Linked DNA regions of Homo sapiens: region 1 is linked to region 2. A link is a loop called in an ENCODE intact Hi-C map of the cell type or tissue named here. Cell type or tissue: HCT116. All regions are shown on one strand. Each heading gives the region's core, and the rest is flanking DNA. Links, peaks and the distances in the headings are about the cores only.

Region 1 (5,374 bases), core at 190-5,189, 68 kb after region 2:
AGTAATCAGCCATCAGCCATTGGACTTGGCACTCTACTATATTAGGATTATTATATCTAATCCTCCCCACAACTTGGTAGGAGAGGCATTATCACCACTGCCTCACAGAGGAGGAAACTGAGGCTCAAGGAGGTGAAGAAACTTGCTCGAGGTTATGGGCTAAGGGTCAGAACTGGCTTCAAACCCAAGTCTCTCCAACCCAAAGCTTTCGCTTTTTTCTCTAAGATGCCACTACTGCTGCCATTATCACCACTACCACTGCGTGTTCTGTGCTGGTCTTGCCTTCTTCCCTTGTCCTCTGAGGCCACTGGACCCAATCGATGTGTATTTTTAGTGACTTTGAGTTTATTAACAAAAAGGAAACAAACATGTTGTAAAATAAGTTTATGACTTGAAGCATGCAAAATGGCAGAGGGTTACCCTTTTAGAGGATGATAATTTATAGTCACCTCCACCAACTCCAACCACCCATCCCCACTGGACCATGAACTTGGGTTGTCTTTTGCCCTCCACTTCACAGAGAAGGGGCTGATCAAAGGAGGGGCTGTCATTGCACTAGCTCTCGCCCTCCCCCTGTGGGTGAGTCAGCTCTGCCCAAGCTGGTAGAGTCAGGAAATAGTTCAGGTACCTCGAAAACAACTGTTTAAAGTGTCTGGGGGAAAATAAAGTGTTTTGGGGATGTCCCCAAGCCCCACTTGGCTTGGATAGCAAAGCTAGGGTGTCCTTTCCTTGCCTTTCCAACTCTTGGTCAAAATATGCTTCCTTGGGATGACTTAGAAGAGACTTGTTTGGGAATCACTTTTCTTTAACTTCCAGAATTCCTAACTAGGGTGCCTGAAGCAAGAGCTGGGTCTGGGAAATGACGCAGCTCCATGAGGAATGATGGAAACTATGCGAGCTGCTTTTAATAGCATCAAATATGGCACAGCACAGTCCTCCTTCTCCCTAGCCCCCACGTGCTGGTAGCCTGGCCCACATGCTCTGTGGCCCAGACTGAAAAGCCAGTGGTTGTCTCTTCAGGGCGGCTGTGGACCTGAATGTATGCGGGACACAACGTAGGAGGTTCAGGCATTAATCTCCAGTCTGTCCCATGAAAGACCCAAATGTAATTTTCTGGCCCAAGAAAATGAACCTTTGGCTTCTTTTTCTATCAGTGTAGAGGAGAGCACGGAGCTTGGGACTCAGCATGAGAAGATGTGGTCCTAGTCGCATCTGTCACATGCTGGCCGTGTCTCCCCTCTCTCTGAGCCTCCTTTTCTTCCGCACAGCTCCTCACAACGCTTGCAGCGCTAAAGGATGATGATTCCCAAATCATGTTTGCAATCACGAATTTCTCAGCCATGGCAGGGCTCTGTCTCAATCTATAGCAGACCTCTCTGGAGCAAAGTTAGGGACGGAGGAGGTAGAACTTCTTTCTCTATTTATCTTACATTTTAAACTTATTCTAATACTTTTCAAATATCGAATGTCTATATTTGTATAGTAGTACATATGTATAATTTGTAAATCAATTTGTAAATAAGATATTGGTAGCTTGTGCTTTAAGGTTTCTTTGTTTGTTTGAGATGGAGTCTTGCTCTGTTGCCCAGGCTGGAGTGCAGTGGCACCATCTCGGCTCACTGCAACCTCTGCCTCCCAGGTTCCAGCGAGTCTCATGCCTTAGCCTCCTGGGTAGCTGGGACTACAGATGCACACCACCACGCCCAGCGAATTTTTAAATTTTTAGTAGAGATGGGGTTTCACCATGTTGGCCAGGCTGGTCTGGAACTCCTGGCCTCACATGATCCACCTGCCTCGGCCTCCCAAAGTCCTGGGATTACAGGTGTGAGCTACTTCGTCCAGCCTTAAGGCTTTTTGCTGAAGGGAGGTGAGATTTAAAAATGTATGGAGACCACAGGGGGATGGGGAAGTCAACATGAGGCTCTGCTCACAGGCTGGGACCTCTGCCATTCCTGTCATGCCCTGGGCTCTCCACCGTCCTCCCAGAGGTGGATCACCAGAGCTCTGGGTGGAGAGGCCAGGCCCAGGAGTGGAAAGAGAAGAGGCCTGGAGCTTCACTCCTCATTAGATGCCTGCCTAATCTCTGTGAGCCTGTCTCTCCACGTTAATTAGGGGCAATAAAATACTCCTTATCTTTCAAGGTTATAGAAAAGATTAAATGAGACGATAGAGATGAAACGTGTGCTCAGTTCAAGTTGTTCCCCTTCCCCCCACATAATTTGCCTGTCTGCACGGGACTCATTTTAGATGTCTAAAAGAGTGAGATTTTTCTTTTCTGGGAAATTCTGTTTATTGACTTTATTGCGTCTCCTGTCTCACAGTTAAGCCTCCTTTACCAGACGCCAAAGTCCAGATCTACGTGCGGTTAGGTGCACAAGGCCAGCGGCAGGAGAGTGACGCTGGGGAATTCCTGCCTGGTCCTCCCAGCCCTCTGAGCGCCCCCCACTGCCAGGGGTTTGGGGCTCATCCAGGACACAGGACAGCATTCAAGGACACTTAGAAAAGAATGTGCCTCCAGCAGGTCAGCCAGCCATCCTCACTAGTGCCCCCAGGAAGGGATGGCTTGAGCTTTGCTGCCTCCTTCCAAGTCTGTTGCCACACTCGGTGACACTGGGATACATCTATTGTCAAAAGAAAGTCCCAGCTTTGTTGCTGTGTTTTTGGAGGCCTTGGGCAAGTCCCTCTATCTTTTTTGGCTTCAACATCCTCTGTTATAAAAAGGGATGAGTAATATCTGTGTTGCCAACCTCCTGGCCTTGGTCCACAGGCCAAATGAGATGCTTCTGAATGAAAATACGTAGTAAGAAGTGAAAAGGATTGCGATGAGTAAGCTTCTTGTTGGTCCAATCAGTGCCAGTCCATGCTCATTTCTTCTCGAAAAGACCCACTGATTTTTATAGGGTAAGGAGGGGGAATGATTGGCAAGGCACTGACCAATCCCATTAGCTCTGAGAGGGGGATGATTTAGCATCACCTGCCTTATCAATCTCCCTGCCCCGCCTGCATCCTCGGCTTTTGGGGAGGTCAATTTCCGGCACACACAGAAAAGCCTGTGGCTGTGGCCGGGAACAATTGGCCACAGTGCTCCTCTCGTGTTGATCCTTTCATTTCCTCCTGCCGGGGACAGCGGTTCTAAGTTTCGCGCTACTCTTTTGGACTAATCGTTTACAACAGGCCTGAGCACTCAGCCCCTCTCTCACTTTTGCTGTCCAGCTACTGCTCTGTATGGCAAGGTCGCTAATTGGGACGTGATCCTGGCCAAATGGCAAGAGAGATTCAAGGAACCGGTTCCCTGGACCTCAAATATCCTGCCCCCAACTTTACAGCTCAGGCGGCCACGGAGGAAGCGTGAGTCATACTTGAGAGGTGAGGCCGCGGCTTAGGAAAGGCTTCGGCAATGACATTTTTCACGCTTTTAATAAACCCCTGTATTATTAGAACTTGCCAAAGCTGAATTTAATGAAAGTCTTAGGCCCTAAGGCCTGAATTTTTCTTTTGTATCGCAAAATGAAACCAACTGGTTCAATTCAAATTAACCCCAGAAAATGTGAGGGCTTTATATTTCTTTCTTTCCCCCCGCCTTTCTTCTCTCTCTCTTTCTCTGCTCTCTCATTTTGAAATTTTGCTGTGATTACAATCTCTTGGAAGAAAAGGAAATGTACAGGAGGAAGAAGAAATCAAACATGAGAAATATATTCAGATAGTTACAACTTTCTCTATGGGACTCCTTAAGCAGAGTTACCCATCACTGATACAAGTTCATATGAGAATTTTTTAAAGGAAGAGAATGAAAAGGCAAAAAATAAAGAGGTCCTCTCAAATTGTACCAGAGACACAATAGGATTTAACATTCAATTTTATGAAAGCTCCTTCAATTAGACCTGCTAAGCATCAGTCTTGTGCAATACTGGTGCCCCCCAAACAAACAAACAACCATTTCAGAAATAATAAAATGACACGTTCTTTATTTTTCAGATTTCTGAGGCTTAGCCCTTGGAAACTACCCTGGGGGGGCGATATTAGGGGTGGTAAAGTAATGTGCCACTGGGCACCTGGCCTTCAACTATTCAGAAGCTACGGTGGCAGGAAATAGCTCAGCGGCAGCTTCCGTGTTTGCAGGAGCTAATGAAAAGACATCTTTTTTCCCCCTCACAGCTACGTTCATAAACAAATGTTCACTATCCAACCTTCACTCCCATTTGGCACATAGTTCCCAATAGAGCAGGCCTTCAAATGCCTCCTTGTCCTTTATGGAGCAGAAAGGTACAAGGGCTCAGCCTTCAAGGCCTTCCCCGCGGGCCTTCCTGAAGGCAGGTCAGTCAGCCTCAGGGGGCACACGACCCCCACTGGAGCTACTGGACTAGAAAGTTACCCAAGATGTGGGGAGGGAAACGACTGTAGATACCCTGCCTTCAGCATCTAGAGGCAGGCAGTCGAAGGGGGCTGGGAAAAAACCCAGGCCCAGAGCTGCCTTTGTCTTGGCTGATTCCTCCTTTTGGGAATCAGGCTCAGCTCCGATTCCTGCAGGGAAGTCCCTGCTTGGCATCAAGGCTGGCCTCAGGCATAAGATCCTAATTATTTGAATGGTATTTGTTTTCATAGCTCTTTTTTTTTTAAAAAATGTGTCCAGGTCGATGGCATTTTAATGCCTTATTAAACAGGGGTTTTACAGCAGTCTGTCTGTTCAGTCTCTGGGCCCATGCCTGCACTTTGTGTGCAGGGATTTTATCTTTCCTGCTGGCCGAAAATATTTTCCGAATTCCCTATAAAAGTTTTCGAGATTTCCTAAGACAAATAGAGCTCCACCAGCTCTAAAATGACCTTGATGCCGTCGGAATTATATTCAGACACAGGCTTTCTCCCCTGTTTACACAAAGAACTGAACCTCACTTGTACTCATGAACTGCCGTTATGAGGACACCAAATTTGCTCCACAAATGTGCTGGTGCATAAAAACACAACTGTACCTGGGATGGCTCACCAGAGTCCCATACTTTACTGGTTTCTTCCATCCTCTCAGATGGCCGCCTTGGCTTTGAAGGCAGCATCAATAAAGCCTGTCCTGGATGCAGTTTCCATAAGAGTGGGCAGCAGCTCCCAGCTGAGGGAGCAGCCAGGCCTGTAGTGGGAACATGGCTGTCGTGAAGACCACAGAACCCACCCCTTTTGTTTACTTGCAAGTGTTTAAACCTTTGTGAAAATGAAGTCTTTTCAGAAAGAAGCTGGATTTAGAAAATATTACCATAAGCCACAAGTCAGGCTACTTAGTGTTATGGAAAAAACCTAGAACAGACATGGGTTCAAATCTCCTTTCTGACATGCTGTAGGGTGTGATCTTGGGCAAAATAAAAATAAAAAATAGTACCAGGTTCTT
Region 2 (5,374 bases), core at 313-5,312:
AAATATAAAAAATAAAAATAAATCATAAAATTAAAATTAAAATAGGGCATGAACGTAACAAATGTACCCCTCTGGTTGGGGATGTTGAAAATGGGGGAGGCTGTGCATGTGTGGGGTACAGAGGGAATATGGGAAACCTCTTATGAATGAACAAATTTGTATGAATAGACAAACACCTTTCTCTCGATTTGGCAGTCAAGCGAAAACTGCTCTAAAAAATTTAAAAAGGATATGCATCTTGCACATAGAGAGGTCTACTTGACAATTTGTTTTCCAACAAATATATATTGAGCAAGCATTCAATGCAGTCGTCTGGTTGGCACTGGGAGGTCCATGACACAGTTGTGCCCTCAGGGGGCCTGGGGCTGCAGTGGAGCTTGCCAAGTTCTCAAAGAGAGAGGGGAGCTGGATGAGAAGGACATGTTGAGAGCAAAGAACATGAATTTGCCTCCTCAGTGTTTCCAAACTGCCCAGGGCGTTGATTAAAAGCATTAACGTCATCCAAGTTCCATCCTGACCTACTGAGTCTGAACGTGCTTGGCTGGATCTCCATTCCCAGGTGGGAATCCAAGCCAGAGGACTTGAACTAGGAGGGAGTGAGAAGGGCCGCGCAGCTTCCTCCCTGCCCATGGCCAGTGAGGATTCACCAACTCCATTCTCTCCATTCCTAGAGCCTCATGCCCTGGCTGCCAGAAGTTGCCCTGTCTAAAGCTCTCCTTCAGGAGAAGCTCAGACTTTGTGTCCATCTTGGGAGAAACAGAAAACAGCTCTCCCGCCCTCTCCGTCTCACCATCTTTCAGAAGCGTAAAGGCTTATTAAAAGCTTCTGCAATTTGGGCAAAGTACTGATCCTTTGCGTAGATGGTATTTCTGCTCCTCTGGCCTGAAAACTCAACGCTAACCCAGTACCCCTGGCGAACACATCCACCATGTTGAGAATGGTGGGTGTGGGGGTGTGTGGGAGAGGTTCTGCCCTCTGCTCACTCAGGCCTCAGGAGCCGAGGTCACCATGCACCTGCTACTCTTTGGGCATCCATTTTGTTTTCATGGGCCAAGCTCTGGAACGGGGAAGGCATATGTGGACAGTGGGCAGAGACATTGAGAGACGGTCTGTGTCTCAGCCAGAGATCACCTGGCACCTCGGGTTCAGCCACTAGACCTCTTCTTAAGGCTGGCTGGCACTGACTTAGGCATCCCCAGCATGCCAGGCCTTTGGGCAGAGGGCAAGAGTTCAGGCCTCAGCTGTTCTTCCCAACCTAGAAGAGGGTAGCTGTCTTCTATTTGAGCATATGCTTTGGGATCGTATTTTAAAATCCTAAATCAGGACAGCAGACCTGATAAATAATTTGTGAATTGATCGATGTGTAAAGTCCTTTAAAAGCATCCAAGTCAAATCCGTTACATATTAAATACATTTCTTGAAAAGAGTGCAGCTAAAGTGACTCTGTCCTGGAAATGTGAGGCCAGGGGTTCTTAAACAGGGGCAATTTTGGACCCCATGGGACATCTGGCAATATGTTTGGAGACATATTTGGTTTTCACAACCTGTCACCAGCATCTAGTGGGTAGAGGCCAGTGATGCTGCTAACTATCCTACAATGCACAGGGCAGCCCCCATAATTTGGAATTCTCAGGCCCCAAATGTCAGTAGTGTCGAGTTTGGGAAACCTTGCTCTCCGCTCTCTGGGGCTGTGCCTGTGCACCCCAGGGTGTCCGCCCAGCCTTGGTTTTTTCCTCGTACTTCATGTCTACTTTGGTACTGTCTGTGACACTATTGTCAGAGGGGAGAGGCTTGGAACCCCTCAGCTCTCTGCTGCTTCCTTTTTTGTTGGCAGATGCAGGGAGATGACTACCTTTGAAGAGGTGACCCAGATACCAAGGCAAGCCTGGCAAGGGGCAGGGGGTGTCTTGAGTAAGCATCTCCCACTGGGGAGATGAAAGCAGGGACCGGATGCAGCAAGAGGGTGGGAAGGAGCACTGGATTTAGAGGGAGAGGCGCAGGCTCCAACTCTGTCTGACTCCGCCCCTAACCTGGCCATTTAGCCTCTGTGCCTCAGAGGCATTGTCCGTTGGGCACAGGTTCTAAACAGGGTTATTGTGAGGGTTAGGGAGAGGAAGGATGGGACAGGGTTGTGGAAAGCACTAAGGCTGGGCAGCAGCAACTTGTGGAGTCCCTGCTGTGTATGCTGACTTAGGAGGGCCCCAGCTGGGCTGGCAGGTTGGGAGAGGGTAGGGCTGGGCCAAGGGAAGAGTGTGGAACGCTGGGAGTGCGTGCTCTCTAGTTACAGTGATGTGCAGACAACTGGTGTGCCTGGAGCACAGAAAAGGACTGGCTGGCAAGATAGTGCCGGGCAGCATGTGGAGCCTCCCATTTGGGGGCGCTGCTTTCCTTTGTAGCTCTCAGACAGAGGGAGCAGGAGGCCTACATGAGCCTGGACGTGCACCCAGGCCTCTTGCCTGGAGGTTAGCGCAGGGAATGATGTGCTGGAGCAGGTGGGCTCCGTGTATTTGGCCAAAAGCAGGTTGAGGTTGGGCACCATGGCTCAAGCCTGTAATCCCAACACTTTGGGAGGCTGAGGTGGGAAGATCACTTGAGCCCAGGAGTTTGAGTCCAGCCTGGGCAATATAGCAAGACCCCATTTCTAAAAATTTTTTTTAATTAGCTGGGTGTGGTGGCATGCATCTGTAGTCCCAGCCTGGAATGGCTGAGATAGAAGGATCACTTGAGCCTAGGAGGTCGAGGTTGCAGTGAGCCAAGGCCATGCCACTGCACTCCAGCCTGGGCAACAGAGTGAGATGCCATTAAAAAAAAAAAAAGATAAATTAGATTTGAAAGTCCTAAAAGCATCCGTGTGTGTGTGTGCGTGTGTGTGTGTATAATTTTTAATTTAAAAAAAATTTTTTGTTTTTTTGCTTTTTGTTGTAATTTTTTTTGAGACGACGGAGTCTCGCTGTCACCCAGACTGGAGTGCAGTGGCACAATCTCGGCTCAATGCCACCTCCAGCTCCTGGGTTCAGCCTCCTGAGTAGCTGGGACTACAAGTGTGTAATTTTTTTAGACGAGATATTGGAGTACAGAGGTCACATTTGCTGCCCAGAATTTAGAAACAGACACTCACTGACTAGGAGTGTGACCCTTGGGCTGTTATTCAGCTTTTCTCTACTTCAGTTTTCTCATTTACAGAAGGTGAGTCATAGTGATGGGGCCAAAGGAATGCAGGAGCCCACTGAAAGAGCTCCTGTGATCCTTCTATCTCAGCCATTCCAGGCTGGGACTACAGATGCATGCCACCACACCCAGCTAATTAAAAAAAAAAATTTTAGAAATGCGGTCTTGCTATATTGCCCAGGCTGGACTCAAACTCCTGGGCTCAAGTGATCTTCCCACCTCAGCCTCCCAGTGGCCAAAGCTAGAACAATTTGAGCAACAAAATACATAACGTACTACTGAATTATAACCCAACATATAACACAAAGATCCAGGAGTTATACTGAGACAAATAAATGATTGAGTGAAATAAGTGAATCAATGGGAAAGAATAGACAAATCTGTAAAGAAGAACTCCAAATATTGATGTAGATACTCCATGCTTAAGAAGGTGGAGTGTAACTCCCCACTCCTGAAGCGTGGGCTGTGCCAGTGATTTCCTTCCAGCTACTACAGTATGGAAAGGGACAAAAGGAAACCTTTCGCAGTGGAAAGCTGGCAAACACTACCTCACTCTGGTGACCAAGGCTAGCATCATTAGTGAGAAGTCATAACATGTCTTCAATATGATTGATGAGAATGACACCCCACTTCTCTGGCCTTCCTCCCCCAAACCCATAACTTCAGCCTAATCATAAGAAAAATACCAAACAAACCCCAGTCAAGGAACATTCCACCAAATGCCTGACAGCACTTCCTAAAACTGTTCAGGACATCAAACACAAGGAATGTCTGAGAAACTGGCATAGCCATGATTAGCCTATGGTGACATGATAACAAAATGCAATGTGGTCTCCTGGATGGAATCCTAGAACAGAAAAAGGACATTCAGTAAAAAAAGCTAAGCAAGTCTGAAAGAAGTGTGGATGTTAGTTGTGACAAATTGGTATGGTTTGGCTGTGTCCCCACCCAAATCTCATCTTGAATTCCCACGTGTTGTGGGAGGGATCAGGTGGAGGTAATTGAATCATGGGGGCAGTTTTCTCCATACTGTTCTCGTGATAATGAGCAAATCTCACGAGATCTGATGGTTTTATAAGCTTCTGGCATTTCCCCTGCTTATACTCATTCTCTCTCCTGCTGCCCTGTGAAGAGGTGCCTTCCACCAAGATTGTAAGTCTCCTGAGGCCTTCCCAGCTATGCAGAACTGTGAGTCAATTAAACCTCTCTTCTTTATAAATTACCCAGTCTCAGATATTTCTTCATAGCAGTGTGAGAATGAACTAGTACACAAACATACTATATTAATGTAAGATGTTAACAATAGAAGAAACTGGGTGTGAGGCAGAATATGGGAAGTCTATGTGCTGTTTTTGCAACTTTTCTATAAATCTATTCTAAAAATGAGTTTCTTTTTAAAAGTAAGTAATAGTGTCACATTATGTTGCTGCATTCAATAAGTGATTTATATCAAGCATTTGGTGCACTGGTATATGGTGTTTAATGTTAGCTATTATTTATTACTATTGTTCTTATTTCTACTTTTCTTATTGAGTATATGAGTATACATTTTTCTTATTAAAATAGCAGTGTATACTCATTACAGAAAAATTTACAAATGAGCCAAAGAAGAACATCCACGACCCTACACTCTCAGAGAGAACCACTGGTCACACCTTGCTGTGGATCCCTCCCAAGGTGTCATTAATTTTTATAAAGCTTGGATCACTCCATACATACAGTTCAGTAAATGGCCATAATTTATTTAAGTAACACATAAATTATTTGATATTTAGGTTGTTCTAACTCTTTGCTCTTACAAATAGGCAAGAGCACAAGTAATGGACTAAGCATTAATTAGGAAGATAAAAGAAAACCCTGAAAAATTATAAAAACTGGACACTAATGCTGAAATAAGCACGGAGGATGCTCAGTAGTTAATCAAAATGACCTTATCTGAAAATCCAATGGCCGACTTTTCTTTTCTAGATCTGTTTTATTTCATAATTTAAAAAAATTTTTTAAAGTAAAGAGGGAAAGATTACCTGGCAAAATTTGTTTTTAGAGCTTAAAAACTTCATTTATTTATGATGATGAGAATTTTTTTAAAAAGCTAAATTTGCTCAATGGATTACTATAGGCATTTTATCCCTACCTGTGCATTCTTTTTAAAAAGTATTTATTTATTTGTCTATTTTGAGAGCATCATTTTATCCTTTTTATTGTA

What was found. A loop is a pair of places that touch in the nucleus more often than their neighbours do. Peaks named below come from ENCODE experiments on the same cell type or tissue, not always from the same donor. Only the 100,000 strongest peaks of a DNase experiment are listed, where the experiment ranks them.
Region 1: it touches region 2 in a loop (5-fold over the local background); 10 of 110 quality-filtered maps call a loop at or near these places.

What each region holds. Positions count from the first base shown.
Region 1 is chr17:61,492,405-61,497,778 of GRCh38, forward strand. No RefSeq gene overlaps it. Among named protein-coding and RNA genes, the nearest start is that of TBX4, 43 kb to the left of the region's middle. In HCT116, for the core only: a CTCF peak has its summit at 582; DNase peaks (open chromatin) are centred at 3,017 and 3,297; H3K4me3 peaks cover 2,569 bases; H3K27ac peaks cover 4,931 bases.
Region 2 is chr17:61,423,848-61,429,221 of GRCh38, forward strand. No RefSeq gene overlaps it. Among named protein-coding and RNA genes, the nearest start is that of LINC02875, 15 kb to the left of the region's middle. RefSeq lists enhancers at 2,221-2,515, 2,309-2,808, 3,305-4,504. In HCT116, for the core only: CTCF peaks have their summits at 2,391 and 3,411; DNase peaks (open chromatin) are centred at 2,384 and 3,194; H3K27ac peaks cover 4,517 bases.